Regions from separate parts of the Homo sapiens genome. Here region 2 is linked to region 1. The links are chromatin contacts, found by Hi-C or POLR2A ChIA-PET in ENCODE. All regions are on one chromosome and are shown on one strand. The core of a region is the stretch at or near the end of the contact, and the rest is flanking DNA. Distances in the headings are between cores, read along the strand shown.

Region 1 (4,408 bases), core at 1,552-4,051:
CAGGCTTCAGGGTGTCTACTGCTGTCTTGTCCCCAGCCAGTGTCCACCTCACCAGGGCAATGCAAGGGCAAAGTAGGCAAGCTGGTGCCATGGCGAGCTCTGGGGCTCTCACCTGGGCAGGTGACACCTGTGAAACGGGTGGCACACTGACCTCCCAGCCCTGTGGGCACTGGTCACAGGAAGCAGGGGCCTTTACTGGAGAGGGGTTGGGAGACTCTGACAAGGTGCAGGAATGCCACACACCTCAAAGAGCAGCCTCAGTTGGGCTCTGCACAGTTCACTGAGGAAAAAAACAGAGCTTCTCCTTCTCCCCTTTGTGACAACTCAATGTTATGAGACTCCAACATGTCCCTGACTACTGCCTGGACAGCTGAGCTACTCTGCAGGACCCCAGGATGCCCTGGGCACTAGGAGAAACCTGGGATGGCTGGCAGCAACCTGTGCACCCCTCAGGCCGCTGCAGGACCCCAGTCCCTCTGAGGGTCAAGGCCTGTGTCACAGTGGTCACTGGAAGCCAGGCCCGCCTTCCTGGGCTGATCTGTGGGGGAGGCCACCCTCCTGGACAGGATGGCAAACTGGCAACAGACCCCCGAGGAGTGAGCACAGCTGCAGGCCCTCGCCCCAGAAGGACAATGCTGATCCCCGCGCATGCTCCGGTGCTGCGTGTCCCGAGTTCTGGTATCGCGCATTATGTGGTGAAGACAGAGGTGCAGTCCCTCCAGGAAGAGAGAAATAAATAAGCAGATGTTGTTTCCAACAGCCTCCAATTGGGAGACAGATGCCCAGTGGCCAGAGCACAGGAGACTGTCAGGGCCGACCTGATGGTGTAATTTATTTAAAATGCTACAAAAATACAGCCAGGTGCAGTGGCTCATGCCTGTAATCCCAGCACTTTGGGAGGCCGAGGCGAATGAATCACAAGGTCAGTTCCAGACCAGCCTGGCCAAGATGGTGAAACCCCATCTCTATTAAAAATACAGAAATTAGCCGGGCGTGGTGGCGGGCGCCTGTAATCCCAGCTACTCGGGAGGCTGAGGCAGGAGAATCGCTTGAACCCGGGAGATGGAGGTTGCAGTGAGCCGAGATCATGCCACTGCACTCCAGCCTGAGCGACGGAGCCAGACTCTGTCTCAAAAAAAAAAAAAAAAAAAAATAGCCAGGCGTGGTGGTGCACACCTGTAGTTCCAGCTACTTGGGAAGGTGAGGCAGGCGAATTGCTTGAACCGGGGAGGCAGAGGTTGCAGCGAGCTGAGATTGCGCCACTGCACTCCAGCCTAGGCGACAAGAGCAAAACTCCATCTCAAAAAAAAAAGAAAAAAGCTACAAAAATGTAGAAGGCACGGCGGCTCATTCCCGTAAATCCGAGCACTTGGGGAGGCCGAGGCGGGCGGATCACTTGAGGTCAGGAGTTTCAGACCAGCTTGGCCAACATGGTGAAATCCCATTTCTACCAAAAATACAAAAATTAGCGGCGTGGTGGTGGGTGCCTGCAGTCCCACCTACTGGGGAGGCTGAGGCAGAAGAATCGCTTGAACCTGGGGGGGGGCGGGGAGCCAAGATCGCGCCACTGCACTCCAGCCCGGGAGACAGAGCGAGACTCTGTCTCAGAATAATAAATTAAGTAAAATAAAAATGCTGCAAAAATACAGCCCGTTTGTTTTTAAACAGGCGCAACCACATGTAATTCATTTTAAGTTTCTTTTCCCACCCAAGTAAAAATCAAGTCATAAATTAGGAAAAGCATTAACAGAAGTATGTTTCAGCCCCAGCGCGCTGACCTGTGGTTGGAATACCGGCCCTGGAGCCCGGAGGTCGGGGCCCACCCGCCGAGGGAGGTCTGGGCGCTGTCCTGGTCTCCACGGAGCTCGCGCACTCACGGGGCCGAGGCACCAAGGCGACCGGCGCAGAGCCAGCGCCGTCTCCACAACAGGGCAGGGCGCGCAGCTGCGGGGGAGGCCTCGCCCCTCCGCTCCCCTCCCCTGCCCTCCGCCCCGGCCCTCGGGGCGCGGCGTCCCCCACGTGCTCCCCTCACGCGACCGCGAGGGCAGTGGGCGTGCGGCACCCGGGAGCAGGAAACTCCGTGGCCTCTGCGGCTCTGTGGAGAGCTCCCCTCCACCGCCGCAGCCCCCGAGCCCGTGTATCTTCCTGCCTTTAAGGCATCGCAGCCTCCTCGGCCTGGAGGCCCCGGGCTCGCTCCGTGCGGACCCCGCTCCAGAACCCGCCCAGCGCGCAGATGCCGTGTCCCGGCGCAAGGCCAGAGAGGGCGCAACTCTGGACGTGGGGCCGCCACCGAGCCTGCCCTTCCCGGCTCCCGAAAGGCCCCGGGCTCAGAGCCAAGACTGCGCTTGCCCGAGGCCCGTCGGGCCCGCCCTCCCTCGGCGCCCCCAGCGCAGCTGCCCGCCGCCCGACCGGAAGCCCGCACTCGCGCCTGCGCCCCACCCCGTCCGCGCGCCGGCCGCGGCACTGCGGCGGTTACCAGGACGCTGAAGCAGCGCAGCCAATAGCGCCAGCCTGGCGGCGTGCTCCCGGCAGCCAGCCAATGAGACGGCAAATCAATCATTTGAAACACCCAATGGACGGAGCACTGCGGCGCCAGGAGGGGGATTGTGATAGGGAGATAGGAGGCTGCGGCTGACCAATAAAGACCAAACTGGCTTAAAAAGGCGGACCTTAGGCAGCTTGATTGACGGGGGCAAGGCCAATCAAACGAGGGAGCTTGCCAGCCTCGTTCTGGCAGCCCATTCCGAGACTAGCGGAGGCGGGCAGGGAGGGTATATAAGCGTTGGCGGAGCGTCGGTTGTAGCACTCTGCGCGCCCGCTCTTCTGCTGCTGTTTGTCTACTTCCTCCTGCTTCCCCGCCGCCGCCGCCGCCATCATGAGGGAAATCGTGCACTTGCAGGCCGGGCAGTGCGGCAACCAAATCGGCGCCAAGGTAAGTTGCCGGGGCGCTGGGGCCAGGCGGGCCTGCCGGGCGGTGTGGGCGGGCGGCCGGGGAAGATGGCGGCAGCAGCGGCCGGGCGGCGCCCCCGCATTGCGGCCGCCGGGCCCCCTCCGCGGGGAATTGGCCGAGCCGGGCGACCGAAGCCCCCAGGAACCCGGCGGCCAGGGCGCGCGGGGCGGGGGAGGGGCGGGGAGGGCCGGGCTGCCGCGCCCGTCCGGGGCGGGGCTGCCTCCCTGCGCACCGGCCGCGGTGACTCAGCCCCGGCCCGCCCGGGCCCGCCCGCGTCCCTTGTAGTTTTGGGAGGTGATCAGCGATGAGCACGGCATCGACCCCACGGGCACCTACCACGGGGACAGCGACCTGCAGCTGGAACGCATCAACGTGTACTACAATGAGGCCACCGGTGAGGCCCCGGCCCCTTCCCCGACCGCCCTCCGGGGACCCCGCGGCCCCTGCCTTGGCTGACGCCCTCCCGTCCCCGCAGGCGGCAAGTACGTGCCCCGCGCCGTGCTCGTGGATCTGGAGCCCGGCACCATGGACTCCGTGCGCTCGGGGCCCTTCGGGCAGATCTTCCGGCCGGACAACTTCGTTTTCGGTGAGCCGTGGCTGGGGACTGGGCGGCGGCTCAAAGGTCAAGGGGCTGCTCCAAGGGCACCGCCGTGGGAACTGCGCAGCCGGGGCCCCTGGACGCCCTCCTCTTCTCTGAGCCACTCAATCCCCTCTACTAAATCGGCTTTGGGAGCAAGGTCCAGCTGTCTGCCGAGGCGAGGAGCCGCCACACACGTAATCTCCCTGCAGGGAGCTGAGCTGGGGCAGTGGCTGTTCCTCTGTCCTTGGGAATTGGCAGTGGCCCCCCCGGGGAGGGGTTTGTTAAGCTGTCAGGTTTGGCCCCTGACTTAATTCGTAGCAGGGCAGGCTGCCGTCTTTTGGCTTTGAAGGGTCCGTTTGCTCTACCTCCAGGGTGAATTCTGTGGTCAGCTCACACCATGTCACTCGGCTTTTTTCGCATGGCGGTGACCAGTAGTGCTGTCTACCTGGCTGACAAATGATTAGCTGTGTTCTCTCACAGGTCAGAGTGGTGCTGGGAACAACTGGGCCAAGGGGCACTACACAGAAGGCGCGGAGCTGGTGGACTCGGTGCTGGATGTTGTGAGAAAGGAGGCTGAGAGCTGTGACTGCCTGCAGGGTTTCCAGCTGACCCACTCCCTGGGTGGGGGGACTGGGTCTGGGATGGGTACCCTCCTCATCAGCAAGATCCGGGAGGAGTACCCAGACAGGATCATGAACACGTTTAGTGTGGTGCCTTCGCCCAAAGTGTCAGACACAGTGGTGGAGCCCTACAACGCCACCCTCTCAGTCCACCAGCTCGTAGAAAACACAGACGAGACCTACTGCATTGATAACGAAGCTCTCTACGACATTTGCTTCAGAACCCTAAAGCTGACCACGCCCACCTATGGTGACCTG
Region 2 (4,256 bases), core at 1-2,500, 370 kb before region 1:
ATTTGGTTTTGACTGTGCAACCAGTAAGGGTAGGGCAGACCAATGAATCCCTGTCACCAGAGCCCCAGCGCATCCTGGCCCAACTGGCCTCAAAGGCTTCAGCCCTAGGCCACCTGAGGGTACGAATGAGGCAGAGGCGGTGACTAAACTGTCCTCCCTATTACATCAGACTCACAACTGACCCTCGGATCCATCAGCCACATTGGTAATCTCCTTCCACAAGTACTGTTCAGGGCACGCCCATCTTCCACCTGTGCAACAGGGTCCACCTGCTCATGGGGTCCCCTGAAGCAGGCACTCTCTACAGCCTGTGATGCACCCAGGCAGGCTCCCTGGGCAGTATCTGACCAGCGGAGACCAGTAGAACCAAGCAGGTCCCAGGCAGAGAGAAAACTCTCAGGGAGGAGCCTACCCCCTGTCCCCAGCTCCCACTCAGGTCACTAACCTCTGCCCCGTCACCCAGTCTCCCGCCCCAGGCCCTCAACTGCTGTCCAATGGCCCCCAGCCCTATCCCAACCCCAATTCCCCACCTTCATCGCTGGTTCCTGCTGCTTGCCCCAGTCCCCACCCCTGTCCTAAGCCCTGTACCCCACTCTACCCTGTTCTTCCAAGCCCTGTCCCCATCTCCATCCCTGCCCCCGTTCCCAGTGCCCACCCTGGTTCTCTGTCCCCTATCCTCACACAAGGCCCCCAGCCTTGTCCCCGTCCCCGTCCCCACCTCCTGCCTCTGTCCTCACACCTGTCCCCACCAACAGTCCCTGCCCCTATCCCCTCCCCGCCCCACCCTGGCACTGGTCCCGGCCCTATCGCCTGCCCCTTGCCCCGTCCGGTTCCCTGCTCCTCTCCTCCTCCAGTCGCCCGCCCCCTGCCTCCTGGGTCCGTCCATCCCCTCCTGGGTCCGCCCCCCACCTTCCCACCCCTGTCCTGGCCCGGTCCTCCTACCCCTGCGATTCGCCCCGCCCTTCGAACCCCGTCCTGCCCCCGGCACCCCAGCCTTGTCCCCGTCCCCTGCGCCCTGTCCCAGGCCCCGCCTGCCCTTCCCCGAGCCCCCTGCCCCACGGTCCGTGGCCCCGGCCCAGCGTCCGCCCCGCCCGGCCCGGCCGCTCCTCAGTCAGCAAAGCACCTGCTTGGATTTGGCCTGGGCGGCCGTAGGGCCCTTCTTGCGCAGCACCGTCACCGTGTCCCAGTCGCTCTCGGCCATGGCGGGCGAAGACGAGCGTCCGTCCGGCGGCTCAGCGGCAGCTGCTAGAGACCTGGCGCGGCGACGCTACGTCCCCTCGGCACCTCCCCGCTTTCGGCGTCCCATTGGCTGGCTGCACGCGGGGGGCGGGCACTTCCCGTGCTCGGGGCCATTCGGCGTTCGGCTCGTCTGAGGGACGTCGTGGCCGGGCGCCGGCGACGTAGGGAAGGCGACGTCGGGGCCTGGCCTGGCCTGGCGAGGCGCGGTAGCCGCTGGGGCTGCAGGTCGGGAGGACCCCGGAGCCCGGGCCCCGCGGCCTCCGAGCACACGCGGGCGGCGGCTGCGCCCCGACGCGCAGCCCCCGTGCCTCCCCGGGCCCCGCACCCCGGCCGGGCCACGCGGGCGGAGGGGGCGCGGGGTCTCCGCTCTAGCCGTGCGGCCGCCCCCCTTTGTTTTGCCGCCTGCGCGGCTGGGACCTGCGCTCGAGGACCAGGGCCGTGGGGCCCGAAACGCAGCGTGGGGTGGGACACTTTTTTTTTTTTAACTTTTATTTTTTGAGATGGAGTCTTGCTCTATCGCCCAGGCTGGGTGCCGTGGCGCGATCTCGGCTCACTCCGTCTCCCGGGTTCATGCCATTCTCCTGCCTCAGCCTCCCGAGTACCTGGGACTACAGGCGCCAGCCACCACGCCCGGCTAATTTATTTATTTTATTTTATTTTATTTTTAGTAGAGACGGGCCAGGATGGTCTCGATCTCCTGATCTCGTGATCCGCAGGTGGGACTCTTTAAGAAAAAGAACGCAAGCCGGGCACGGTGGTTCACGCCTGTAGTCCCAGAACTTTGGGAGGCCGAGGCGGGCGTATCACCTGAGGTCGGGAGTTCGAGACCAGCCTGACCAACATGGAGAAACCCCGTCTCTACTAAAAATACAAAATTAGCCGGACGTGGTGGCGGGCACCTGTAATCTCAGCTACTCGGGGAGGCTGAGGCAGAAGAATCAGTTGAACCCGGGAGGCGGAGGTTGCGGTGAGCCGAGATCGCGCTATTGCACTCCAGCCTGGGCAACAAGAATGAAACTGCGTTTCAAAAAAAAAGAAAAAGAATGGAAAACTGTGAAAACATCGGTTGCAAAAATGAATGGTTTTGCATGATGTTTATTTTCTGTAATGTATAAAGTGTATATGTTATATGACAATAATTCTGTAATACCCTATTTTCCAGCCGTTTTGTATAATGAGAAAGGTCATTATACATTATCATTGAACAACTTTTTTAGGATTTTTATTTTTATAGACAGGGTCTCACTCTGTGGCCCACGCTGGAGCACAACATTGAGATCTCAGCTCACTGCAGCCTCGACGTCCTGCGCTCAAGCGATGGGACTATAGGCGCGGCCCCCACGCCTGGCTAATTTTTGTATTTTGTGGGGTAGAGATGGGGTCTCCGTGCCGCCCTGGCTCGTCGGTCTGGAACTCCTGAGCTCGCGTGATCCTCCCGCCTCGGCCTCCCAAAGCCTGGGATTACAGGCTTGAGCCACCGCAGGCCCTAATCATAGTATTGACTTCCGGGCTTTGAATAGATGCTCCACAAACAAGGAACCTGATAAATGCAGTCTCCATCCAAAAAGAAAACATACATAAATGCTGTATTAAATTGGAAATGCTGCATTAGCAAATGCACTCCGCGGAGGAGACAACTGTAATTCTAACCAGGCAGTGGGAAGTTGAGTCTTCTGCTTACCGTTTTTCACACCGGATGATTGGAAGAACCTTGGGGACACACTGATGGCTCCGTCCATACAAACCTTGCTTCTCTGTTTCCCGCCGACTTCCAGCACCAAGCTCCGTTCGGCTAAGGACTCAACAGCCTCAGCCGGCCAGCAAGGATGTGCTTCCACTGAATGAAAATAATCTCTTGTGGCCGGGCGCAGTGGCTCACTTCTGTAATCCCAGCACTTTGGAAGGCCGAGGCGGATGGATCACGAGGTTGAGAGATCGAGATCATCCTGGCCAACACGGTGAAACCCTGTCTCTATTAAAAATACAAAAATCAGCTGGGCATGGTGGTGCGTGCCTGTAGTCCCAGCTACTCAGGAGGCTGAGGCAGGAGAATTGCTTGAACCGGGAGGCGGAGGTTGCAGTGAGTCGACGACACCGCACCATTGCACTCCAGCCTAGGGACAGAGCAAGACTCTGCTGTCTCAGAAAAACAAAAAAAAGAAAGAAAGAAAAAGAAAATATCCCATAAACTCTGACTGGATGTATCTCCACTCAAGTCCCCCTTTGTTGTGTGCCAAAAATGCTTATCGTCACTCCAGTGCCACCAGCCCCCAGGAAGATTGTGATGAAGGTGGAGTTGGCCTGGAAAGAGGCAGCCTTGTTAACACTGCAGTTCAGGCCTCCTAACATGACAAACTTAACCAACACCTGATCTCATGAACGCATTGGGAGGCCCTTTTCAGAGCCTGGGAGACCCATGCAAGTGGGGCTCAGCTAGCTCCGTAGTGAGCCTGGGCTGAGAGAGAGGGGACAGCTACATCTAGCTGTCCTCTGCAGGTGTCCACCAAGACAGCCGTTGTCCCATCTGGCCCTCCATCGGGAGTCCAGGCCTGATGCCACAAGTCACTTGTGCCCTGTCCTTGGCACTCCCTGCACCAAGGCATGATGGATACAGGTGTCTGTGTGAGGCTGTCCTCACTGCCCACTCCGTCCCACTCCATCCCACTCCGTCCGTCCCACTCCGGGGTCGTTTGTTTGCACTCCCTCCTATTCCTGGATTCTTCCGACTTCGGGCCCAGAGGAAAGCAGCTGATACAAAGAAGCAGCTTTGGGGGGTCTGGTGAGCCTCTCGTATCTCACTGGAGATGTTGCACCAGTCTGTCTACCAGTTATCCATTTAGCTTCATGCATGGAGAAAAGACAATTCCAAAGACTTCTGGAGAAAAAAAGTCTCTTCATTTCCATCTGCAGATCTTAGTGTCTCTCTGGCATAATTTCCCTCCAGCCTTTCTTCGGTCCTTTTAGTACCATCTGCTGTAGTTTCATCTTTCATTTAACTGAAAATGTCTCTATTTTGC

What was found. A loop is a pair of places that touch in the nucleus more often than their neighbours do. ChIA-PET counts read pairs that join two places held with the same protein, here RNA polymerase II (POLR2A). Pooled maps may share reads with other maps.
Region 2: a loop to region 1 is called in a pooled map, with 6 times the contacts of the local background. The contact joins the promoter of EDF1 here to the promoter of TUBB4B in region 1. A Hi-C loop is called at or near these places in 1 of 168 maps with a recorded cell type or tissue (mesothelial cell of epicardium) and 5 of 50 pooled maps. POLR2A ChIA-PET finds 5 or more read pairs at or near these places in 2 of 52 experiments (GM12878 and activated naive CD8-positive, alpha-beta T cell).

Annotation. Positions count from the first base shown.
Region 1 is chr9:137,238,486-137,242,893 of GRCh38, forward strand. It overlaps TUBB4B (tubulin beta 4B class IVb), which reads left to right and starts at 2,802. Exons shown (of 4, transcript NM_006088.6): 1 at 2,802-2,932; 2 at 3,236-3,344; 3 at 3,426-3,536; 4 at 4,011-4,408. The coding sequence starts at 2,876. RefSeq lists silencers at 1,827-2,646, 2,977-3,206.
Region 2 is chr9:136,865,058-136,869,313 of GRCh38, forward strand. EDF1 (endothelial differentiation related factor 1) reads right to left here and starts at 1,251. Exons shown (of 5, transcript NM_003792.4): 1 at 1,124-1,251. The coding sequence starts at 1,201. RefSeq lists silencers at 953-1,142, 1,243-1,552.